Linked DNA regions of Homo sapiens: region 2 is linked to region 1. The links are chromatin loops, found by intact Hi-C in ENCODE. Cell type or tissue: CD14-positive monocyte. All regions are shown on one strand. Links, peaks and the distances in the headings refer to the core of each region. The heading gives the core; the rest is flanking DNA. Region 1 overlaps PHLPP1 (PH domain and leucine rich repeat protein phosphatase 1). Region 2 has its middle 77 kb from the start of PHLPP1.

Region 1 (5,382 bases), core at 293-5,292:
GCTTACAAGGCAATTTCTATTAAGTGAAAACTAGTTTAAGAAACTTTGAATGTTAATTGTGGAGCAGTTTTCTTGAAAATTCAGAAGAGCAAATCACTTATTTATGAGTTCAAGAAAAGTCAACATCTGGAGGTGTAGCATTTGGGAAAACCATCTTTGTTGCCATTTCAACTTTCTCTCAATAGGTAAGATTGGTAATTAGGGGAAAGTGCCAGCTTACCAGAATGGAATAAGACCTAAGAAACTGAATGACTAGAAAGTACCTGTGATTTCAGTGAAGGCAGTTTTCCTTCCCTGTCCTTAGAAAAGCGGAGGAATGACAATGAGAGCAATTCCAGTCATGAGCAGATGGAAGAAAATTCTCCAAGTGTTCTGTTGCTTCCCCCTCTGCACAGGATAGAAGAACACTGTGTTTCTGATTGGGCATAAAATGAAGGGACTCATGAACCGAAGCTGGAGAAATGCCATGATTGTTTATGGGTACTCACATCAGGGCTGGGGACAGCATAGCCTCCAGCTTTCTACCACACACCCCAGAAAATGGACGGCTGCCTTGAGGACCCATCTGCCAATTTCCTCGGCAGTGTTCAACCTTAGTCTTCCAGAAGGAACAGGACAATATATGGGGCCTCCACACTGGCTTCTGCCATTCATGTGGGCCCGTAGGCCATCGTCAGGCTGGCTCACACCCTCATGAGGTTAGCACAGCCACCTCCACACCAAGCCATTTTCTCAGGGCCCCGTGCTGGTGAGGCAGAGCCATGCAAAGTAGCCAGCTCTTTACTGGTGTTTCCTAAACACGTTGAATGAATGCACACAGTGAAGCAGGAGGGTGTGAGCGGTGGGGTGTGCTTTCCATCACCAGCCCAAAGCTTTGTCTGCTAGATGTAATTCCTACATTCACTTAGTGAGCAGGGCAATAGACTCGCCGTACTAAGTTGGAACTTTGTTGTAATTTTGGTGCTGAGTGGGGTGAGGCTTAGGGGAAAAAAAAAACCACCTTAGAGCCGTCTTTCAAATACATAGCAATAAGAATCAGTTCATGACAGATAAATGACAATAGTGAGATAAGAGTTTCCATAGACTAGTTTGCACAGTGTGAGTTAGGGGGATGCAATGAAAGAAAAATGAAATGGCAACAAATGAGAGAAGCCCATTTTCTCCATCATTACCAGTGCTTTTCCTTCTATAACAATTGTAATAAGTGACTTAAGAGTTTCCCATTTTCAAAAAGGTACTTTTTTCTTTCTTTTTTTTTTTTTTTTAAGAGTCAGGGGCTTGCTGTGTTGCCCAGGCTGGCCTTGAACTCGTTGGCTCAAGTGATCCTCTAGCCTCAGCCTCCCAAGTTGCTGGGACTAACTTCAGGCCCACAGTACCATACCTGGCTTAAAAAGGTGCTTTTGCTGCATTCCTCATTATTTTCTTTCAGACGCCCCTTAGTTCCTTCATTTGTAACAATGACAATATTTACACTTACATAAGGCTTTAGTATTTAAATTACTGCAAATACATGACCTAATTTGATTGCTGGAGAGGTAGGTAAGGCAGATACCAGAAACCCACACTTTATAGAAATTCTATCTTTTTTTAGGATGAGTTCATGTCCTTTGCAGGGACATGGATGAAGCTAGAAATCATCATTCTCAGCAAACTATCACAAGGCCAGAAAACCAAACACCGCATGTTCTCACTCATAGGTGGGAATTGAACAATAAGAACACTTGGACATAGGGTGGGGAACATCACACACCGGGGCCTGTTGTGGCGTGGGGGAGCGGGGAGGGATAGCATTAGGAGATATACCTAATGTAAATGACGAGTTAATGGGTGCAGCACACCAACATGGCACATGTATATATATGTAACAAACCTGCACGTTGTGCACATGTACCCTAGAACTTAAAGTATGATAATAAAAGAAAAAAAAATTTTTTTTGAGACAGAGTCTCTGTCGCCAGGCTGTTCCAGTCTCTGCATTCCAGGCTGGAATGCAGTGGCGTAATCTCGGCTCATTGTAACCTCCGACTCCTGTGTTCAAGCGATTCTCCTGCCTCAGCCTCCCGAGTAGCTGGGATTACAGGCATGCACCACTACACCTGGCTAATTTTTGTATTTTTAGTAGAGACGAGATTTCAGTATGTTGGCCAGGCTGGTCTCGAACTCCTGACCTCAAGTGATCCACCCGCCTTGGCCTCCCTAAGTGCTGGGATTATAGGCATGAGCCCCCGTGCCCGGCCTGAAATTCTATCTTGTGATAACATGTCAGGGATGAACTCAAAATACCCTTTGATGAATGTTCACATGATCAAATGGAATTCTTCTTCTCTCCCCTGCAGTGCCAGTGGTGAGGGGACTCTCAGGTGTTATCCTATAAGGTCCAGAACATGTTAACAGATGCTTTGTGTTTTGCTTTTTTTAACCATGGAAAGGGGAATTGGGAATTAGATGGACATTGAAGACAGACTTCTCTCCCAGCAAAACTATATGATTCTGGTTATCCATCTTAATATTTCTGCATGTCAATTTCCCATGGAAAATCAGGCTCATCACAGGAACCAGCTGTCATCACTTCTACTGTCTTACAAAGCGGAAACACAGCTTCTCGGCTATACTTGACAGTGGTATAGGAGTTTGCTATCATGTGTTTACGAAAATACAGTGATAAGAAACTTAAACACTTTGTTTCTTCTGGGAAAGTGAAGGAAGGATAAAGAGTGAAGCCCATTTCCACCCAAAGTCTAAGCTTACCAGCAGGTGGTGCTGTGACAAAAGCAATCAAGAGAAACCAAGGCAGGCAGGTGGGGTTTCTGGGTCCCAGAGATCGGCTCTGCTACCTCTCATCAAAGCCAGTGCTCGGGAGCAGGAGCGAAGGGCAGGAAGCTTGAGGGCAGCACAGGGCGGGCAGCATGCGCTGGATCCAACACCAAACAGTTTCTAGGGTCCTCGATCAGGGGTTCTTCTCCTAGCAAGGCTCACCACAGCTCTCCGCTTCCCGTTTCATTTCTTCCTTTCTCTCCCCTCAAAGCCCTTTCCCAATTATCTGGATTTCCAGCAGGAAGCAGGGAATAGAGCAGGCGGGAATGCCCTTCTCCCTAATACTTACCCTGCAGACACTGTGGCTTCAGGGATCTTCAAATATTAAGCACTTTAATATTCAGAAAGCACTTTCAGTTGTATAAGCAGCTCTACATATACTATTAGATGCTATCTGGATAAACAGAAATGCAAAGAAACTCCTCAGAAATAACTGAGGCAGCTCCTATGCAACCGCATGGAGACCTATCAGCTAAGTCTATGCCACTTTGGTCACTCAACATGTGCTTGACTGAATTACCTTTTCATCTAAATGCCCTACTTACCCCAAGCCTCCAAAGGGCAGTCTCACTCCAAGGTGCCTTACATGTAGTATGTGCACAATGGGACCGAAAAGAGACAATAAACCCAGCAGCAAGCACAAATAAACTGGAGGACTCAGGAAAAAAGCAATTCCAAGTCTCATACCCCTTTCTCCTGCAGCAGACACAGAAGTTAGGAAATGAGGTGTCCCTGCATCAGAGCTTGTGGGGCCCAGTGGCTGCCCCTGGCACAGAGTTGCTGTGGGGCCCATTTTAGAATCTGGAAGCGATTGCTGCCTCCGTGGACCACGCTCAGCCAGTTCTGACCACTCTGGAAGTGAGCTGCGGTGGAAGAGATCCACATACAAGGCCGGGGTGTGCTCCACCCCCGGGGACAGGTGAACCCTGCCCAGAGGGGGTTTAAGAACTGAGGAAGTCAGAGAAGCAGCCCAGACCTGCAGGAACTAAGGCGTCGGTGTGAGAGCTTGGAGTTGTCCACATCTGCTTCAACCCAGTGGGGCAGCCCGAGGGACAAGGTAAGGGGCTGGGAAGTGGAACCGGGGCAGGGGTCCCAAGGTGGTTTAGCTTCCAGTCTCAGCCAGAGCGCTCCGCCTGTACTGGGGAGTCAGCTTCCTTGGTCCCTGGGTCTCTCACTGGGCCGAGATGAGGCAATTCTCTTCCATGGCTTTAGTGGTTTCCAAAGAGCACTGTGTGCAAGTAGCCTGATGTGGAAATGAAGTACGGCCATTACGAAAACAAAGTCCACCCAGCGGCCTCCTAGAGGGGGACACAGAGCCCACCACCAAGTCTACTAGTTAAGAAATAAGAACTGCCCTGTCACTGAATTAGCCAGGTCCCACCCAAGGGCAGACCTAAAGAAGGAAGCCAGGTCTACATAGGAAGGTGGTCCATGTGAGATGAAGACCAACAGTATCTTCCACACAAGGTTCACACGTGTAGGGTGGGGGCGAGGTGAAGGCGGAGGTCCCTGTCTGTAAATGCAGTTGACTAGTAGCTGGGAATACTGGCTTTCTTAAGTACACACCGCTGCACCTACACGATTCCTGCTGGTGGTGGAAGGCAAGCCAACCAGCTTGATTGACCCTGTCCAAGTAAGAGGCAGGTTAACCTGCTTATGTGAGCTACAGGCCCCCCAGGAAAACTGAAAACTTCGCTTCGTGAGAGTAAAGTTGTCCAGGGATCTCCCCTATCTATGCAACCTCTGTCTATCCCCCTTCTCACATCTTCCCTAAGAAGTACCCAAACATCTTACCCTAAGTCATAAGAAGAAATAGAAAAGCTGTAAGATCAGGCCTGGCACAGTGGCTCACACCTGTAATCCTAGCACTTTGGGAGGCTGAGGTGGGCAGATCACTTGAGGTTAGGAGTATGAGACCAGCCTGGCCAACATGGTGAAACCCCATCTTTACTAAAAATACAAAAATTGGCTGGGCATGGTGGCGGGTGCCTGTAATGCCAGCTATTCAGAGGCTGAGGCAGGAGAATCACTTGAACCCGGGAGGCGGAGGTTGCAGTGGGCAGAGAACACACCACTGCACTCCAGCCTGGGAGACAGAGCGAGACTCCATTTCAAAAAAAAAAAAAAAAGAAAAGAAAAGAAAAGAAAAGCTGTAAGATCAGCTAATTATACTGCTTACCATTTGGTTAATTTCACATTTCATTCAATGTAGGTTAACTTACTGGATGTTTTTCTCTTAAAAAAAAAATCAGAAATATCTGATAACCCCAATATTCCATCCATTCTTTCTAAACGCAAGCTAGTGTGACTGTCTCCAAGAAACATCTGGCTGCTGAGACAAAAGCAGATACTTGTAAATACTTGTAAATTTCATATTTATTGTAACAAAAATTATGACATGTCCATTTGTGCATTCTGCTTGAGTATAACTCTGGGTATGTAAATGGCCTAATGGGGCACTATACAACCATGCTGATTGTGGCAGCAGTAAGGAACACAGTTAAAAGTGTCTGTCAAAGTGGGAAGGCTGGGACAGGGGAGGAAAATGGGTTCAGGGCCCTTGGGTGC
Region 2 (5,382 bases), core at 67-5,066, 340 kb after region 1:
GTAGGAGTTCTTTATGTATTCTGGGTCTAAGCCCTTTGTCATGTATTTGTGCTATAAATACCTTCTCCTACTTTGTGGTCTGTCATTTTACTCCTTTAATGGTATCCTTTGATGCAAAAATGTTTCTAATTTTAATGCAGTCCAGTGTCTACAAGGAAATCTCAAGAAAAAATTTTTAAAATATTTTTAACTGAATGAAAATGAAAACACAATTTATCGAAATTTATGGAGTGAAGCCAAAGCAGTGCTTGGAGGGAAATTTATGCCGTGAAATACTTACATTAGAAAAGAAAGGTCTCAAGTTGCTAATGTAGGCTTCCATCTTAGAAACTAGAAAAGAAGAGTAAATAAATCCTAAAGCACGCAAAATGATAAAACAATTATAAAGAACAAAAATCAATGAAATTGGAAACAGAATATAATTGAGAAAATCAATAAGACCAAAAGTTGGTTCTTTGAAAAGATCAATAAAACTGAACACCTTGATATCAAGATTTTCCTGGCTTCATAAAACATGTTGAGAAGTATTCCCTCTTTATTTATTCTTTAAAAGAGTTTCTTTAAATGTTGGTAGAATTTAAATAGCCAGGGGTGGTGGCAGGCACCTGTAATCCCAGATACTCCAGAGGCTGAGGTAGGAGAATCGCTTGAATCTGGGAGGCAGGGGTTGCAGTGAGCCAGGATCGCACCACTGCACTCCAGCCTGAGTAACAGAGTGAGACTCTGTCTCAAAAAAAAAAAAAAAAAAGTTGGTAGAATTTACCAGTGAAGCCATCTCGTTTTGTGTTTTTTTGTCATACCATTTTAAATTCATTGCTTTAATTGCTTTATTATAATTTTTTAGTTCTTTTGTTAGTTTTTGCATGTCTTGGTTTTTAATTTGTTCATTACAATTTTCAAATTATGGGCATAAAGTTTCCCATGATATCTTTTTTTTTTTAAATGTAGGTTTGATTGTGATGTCCTTCTTTTGAATTTCGTGTATTGTTTGTGTCTTCTCTATGTTAATTGGTCTTGTCTTTTATTGATCTTCAAGGTGCCAACTTTTGGTATTGTTGGTTGATTGTAGATTTATTTTCTTTTTTACTAATTTCTGCTTTTTTTTTTCTTTTTAGAATTAGATTGGATTTTTTTATTATTTTCTAAATTATTTCGATAGATTCTTTTTTAAATTTTTAATTTTTTATTTCAATAGGTTTTTGGGGAACAGGTGGTCTTTGGTTACATGAATAAGTTCTTTAGTGGTGATTTCTGAGATTTTGGTGCACTCATCATTCAAGCAGTGAACGCTGTGCCCCATGTGTAGTCTTTCATCCCTCACCACCCCCCACCCTTTCCCCTGAGGCCCCAAAATCCAATGTATTACTCTTATGTCTTTGCGTCCTCACAGCTTAGTTCCCACATATGAGTGAGAACATATGATGTTTGGTTTTCCATTCCTGAGTTATTTCACTTAGAATAATAGTCTCCAATTCCAACCAGGTTGCTGAAAACGCCATTATTTTGTTCCTTTTTATGGCTGAGTAGTATTCCATGGTGTGTGTGTGTGTGTGTGTGTATATATATATATATATATATATATATATATATATATATATATATATATATATACCACATATTCTTTATCCACTTGTTGATTGATGGGCATTTGGGCTGGTTCTATATTTTTGCAATTGCAAACTCTGTTGCTATAAACATGTATGTGCTATAAACATAGATTCTTAGACCATTGGTTTTCACTTTTTTTCTTTTCGAATATGTGCATTTTAAAGCTATAAGTTTTCTTCTAAGCTTGGCTTTAAATAAATCCCACAAATTGTGAAATGCAGAAATTTAATTGTGGCTTAATTCAAAATATTTTCTAATTTCCATTGTAATTTCTCCTTTGACTTATGGGTATTATAAGCATATTGATTAATTTCCCAACATATGGAGATTTTTCTCCTTAACTTTTTGTTACCTATTTTTAGTTTTAACTGCAGTTGGAGAAAATACTCTAATCTTGGTATTGCAAATTCTCAGTACCTTGGTAGCTCTCCAATGTCCTAAAAAATGTTTTTATATTTATCTCAGCTTTCTAGTTGTTTTCAGAAACAAGTTTGATACAGAGTAACCTATCAGTTATTGCCAGAAACATAACTACCACCAGTGATAATTTAATTAATTGTGACACCATCACAATCTGTAGATCACCAGTACCCCATTTTCCATTAGTTAAAAAACAAACAAACAAACAAACAAACAAAAAACAACAAAAAAAAACCAGTCATCATTGCATCCATGGCCAGAGAGTTAAGCAACTCAACCTCAGCATTCTATCTCATTTTCTCCAAAGCCCATGTTCTATTACTAACATGCTGTTTATTACATTTATTACTGCTTCCAAGGTCCCCTCTGACAGATTCCACATTTTCTGTCTAAACTTATTTATAGGGCCGGGTGTGGTAGCTCATGCCTGTAATCTCAGCACTTTGGGAGTCTGAGGTGGGTGGATCACCTAAAGTCAGGAGTCCGAGATCAGCCTGGCCAACATGGTGAAACCCTGTCTTTACTAAAAATACAAAAATTAGTCAGGCTTGGTGGTGTGCACCTGTAGTCCCAACTACTTGGGAGGCTGAGGCAGGAGAATCGCTTGAACCCAGGAGGCGGAGGTTGAAGTGAGCTGAGATCGTGCCACTGCACTCCAGCCTGGGTGACAGAGTGAGACTCTGTCTCTAAATAAACAAACAAACAAACAAACAAACTGATTTACCTTCTGTCTTAACTTGGTCCTCTCACCATACTTTTTCAATAGTCTTCTCCCTCTTGTTTACAAACAGCAAATGCATGTCATATTTCTCTGCTCATGTTATTCTCAGCCTCTTCTCACTTCTCTTTGGAATATCTACTCTTTGGTTATTTTCGTTTAACGTATAAGAAAAGAAGGGAAAAAAAGATGAAATGTATGTCACTAAAATTGCCTCAAACACCAGTAGTGGCACGAGTCACAGTTTTAGAAACTCTGAGCTGGTGTGAGAAGCAGGGCTTCTGCCCCCTGGTGGGGAAAGGAGGATGCCCCAGGACCCACGGTGACTTATGGGGGATGTTGTCCACGAACTGACATGTCTGTTGGGGAATCCATCACAGGACCTGCATAACAATTTACATTTTGAGTTTTCCATTCCCCAAATGGCACATGATTCTAGAAACACTTGTTTTACTTAGGTAGGATTTTATAGATACATACATGTGCTACAAATAAATATTGCTTCCAAAGCTGCTCTGAAACCTTAGCCAGCTTCTAAGATGGGCACTGCTCTTGACTGGAGATAGAAATAACTGTAACGTTCATATGAACAGGATTCACAGTATTACTCATATTTGAGTGGTTCCTGGAAAGAGGGCAGTAATGACCGGATTCCCCAGGGCAAAACAGAAACAAAAAGCCCTCTTTTGATGAGAATGGGTTTGGTCAAATGTTTTTGGTGCCATGGGTTTGTTATTTCTTTCTGAAACTTATTTGAAGAGTAACGCCAACTGTCCCAGGCAGACTAAAAGTGACCCTAATTGTCAAGTTCTCAAGAAAAGGCAGTTCCACTGAGTCCCTGTGTCTCCCTTTCCAAGACTCAACCCCTCTGCCACAGCCTAAGGCTACTTCCTCTCCTTTCCTTAGTGGAGATGAACACTAGCTGGTCACTAACTGCCAAATATCTACCCCTTGCTACTGGATTCCACGACAGTGAACCTGCTCTTCAGCTTTCTCCCTACAATAATCTCCTTTGCTTTAACCTTTCCTCATGGGCCCTAAGTTTGTCTCATCCCTAATCACAGCTAAAAAAGATGGAACTGAATACAGCATGGAGTTTAACAGTGGGACAAAGAAAGGAACCATTTCACCCTAGATTTGTGTGTTCTGCTGAAACACAGGGCTGGTTTCATGTCTTCCTAAGTATTTCATTACAATGAAGAAAACACAGTTCTTGTTGGATGAGATGCCTGTTGAGGTGTTGCAAACATGATGATGTCATGTCCAGGGGAGGAAAATGAATATCCCAGGGTTTGAAACCAACTCCCTAGGCAGATGAAGCCAGCAGAGCAAGAACCTTGCCAGCACAACCAGTGGTAAACACACGAAGGTAAATATGGATATGGCCTTTGCTTCAATGGGATTCCAAGTCCTGGGAATGCCAAGAAGCATATATGTCTTTGGGGCCGCCAAATACCTACAGCGTTGTCTTATACATCACAAGCAGTAAATACACTTACCCACAGACACGGAGAGGGAGTTTCCTTAGCCTCTTTCCTTTATGTGAATTTGAAGCTGCCTGATCAGAGTACAGATGTGGCAATTTACTCAAGTTCTGCCCTTGGTTTTCCACTTCTGTTAGGGTCTTTGAGGGATTCCAACAGACAACATTCCCTTCACTGCCTGATTTATGAACCAATTAAGAAACAAAGTGGCCAGGTGCGGTGGCTCATGCCTGTAATCCCAGCACTTTGGGAGGCTGAGGCAGGTGGATCACAAGGTCAGGAGTTCGAGACCCAGCCTGGCCAAGATGGTGAACCCCGTCTCTACTAAAGATACAAAAAATTAGCCTGGCGTGGTGGTGTGCACCTGTAATCCCAGCTACTGGGGAGGCTGAGGCAGGAAAATCGCTTGAACCCAGGAGGCAGAGGTGGCAGTGAGCTGAGATTCTGCCATTGCACTCCAGCCTGGGTGACAGGGTGAGACTCTGTCTCAAAAAAAAGAGAAAAAAAGCAAGTGTGGGCACAATGGCTCATGCCTGTAATCCCAGCACTTTGGGAGGCTGAGGTGGGAGGGTTGCTTGAAGCCAGGAGTTTGAGACCAGCCTGGGTAATATAGCGAGACGCCCATCTCAACAAAAAATAAAAAGTTAGCCAAGCGTGGTGGTGCATGCCTGTAGTCCCAGCTACTCAAGAGGCTGAGGCAGGAGGATTGCTTGAGCTTGGGAGGTTAAGGCCTCAGTGAGCTGTGATCGTGCCACTGCATTCAGGCTGGGTGATAGAGTGAGACCCTGTCTCAAAAAAGAAAAGAAAGAGGCTGGGGGTGGTGGCTCATGCCTGTAATTCCAGCACTTTGGGAGGCCGAGGTGGGTGGATCATGAGGTTAAGAGTTCAAGACCAGCCTGGCCAAGATGGTGAAACGCCATCTCTAATAAAAATACGAAAATTAGCCAGATGTGGTGGCGGGCACCTGTAATCCCAGCTACTAGGGAGGCTGAGGCAGAGAATTGCTTGAACCTGGGAGGCAGAGGTTGCAGTGAGCTGAGATCGTGTCACTGCACTCCAGCCTGGGGGACAGAGCGATACTCCGTCTCAAAAAAAAAAAAAAAAAAAAGAAAAGAAAGAAAGAAACAAAGTGAGAGAGATGACAAGTGGAGG

The links. Peaks named below come from ENCODE experiments on the same cell type or tissue, not always from the same donor. Only the 100,000 strongest peaks of a DNase experiment are listed, where the experiment ranks them.
Region 2: it touches region 1 in a loop (2.3-fold over the local background); 19 of 110 quality-filtered maps call a loop at or near these places.

What each region holds. Positions count from the first base shown.
Region 1 is chr18:62,980,224-62,985,605 of GRCh38, reverse strand. It overlaps PHLPP1 (PH domain and leucine rich repeat protein phosphatase 1), which reads right to left. Exons shown (of 17, transcript NM_194449.4): 17 at 5,173-5,382. Among named protein-coding and RNA genes, the nearest start is that of PHLPP1, 270 kb to the right of the region's middle. In CD14-positive monocyte, for the core only: CTCF peaks have their summits at 2,567 and 2,770 (motif pointing right); a DNase peak (open chromatin) is centred at 2,785; H3K4me3 peaks cover 887 bases; H3K27ac peaks cover 406 bases.
Region 2 is chr18:62,636,245-62,641,626 of GRCh38, reverse strand. No RefSeq gene overlaps it. Among named protein-coding and RNA genes, the nearest start is that of PHLPP1, 77 kb to the left of the region's middle. In CD14-positive monocyte, for the core only: CTCF peaks have their summits at 2,842 and 3,046 (motif pointing left); a DNase peak (open chromatin) is centred at 3,036.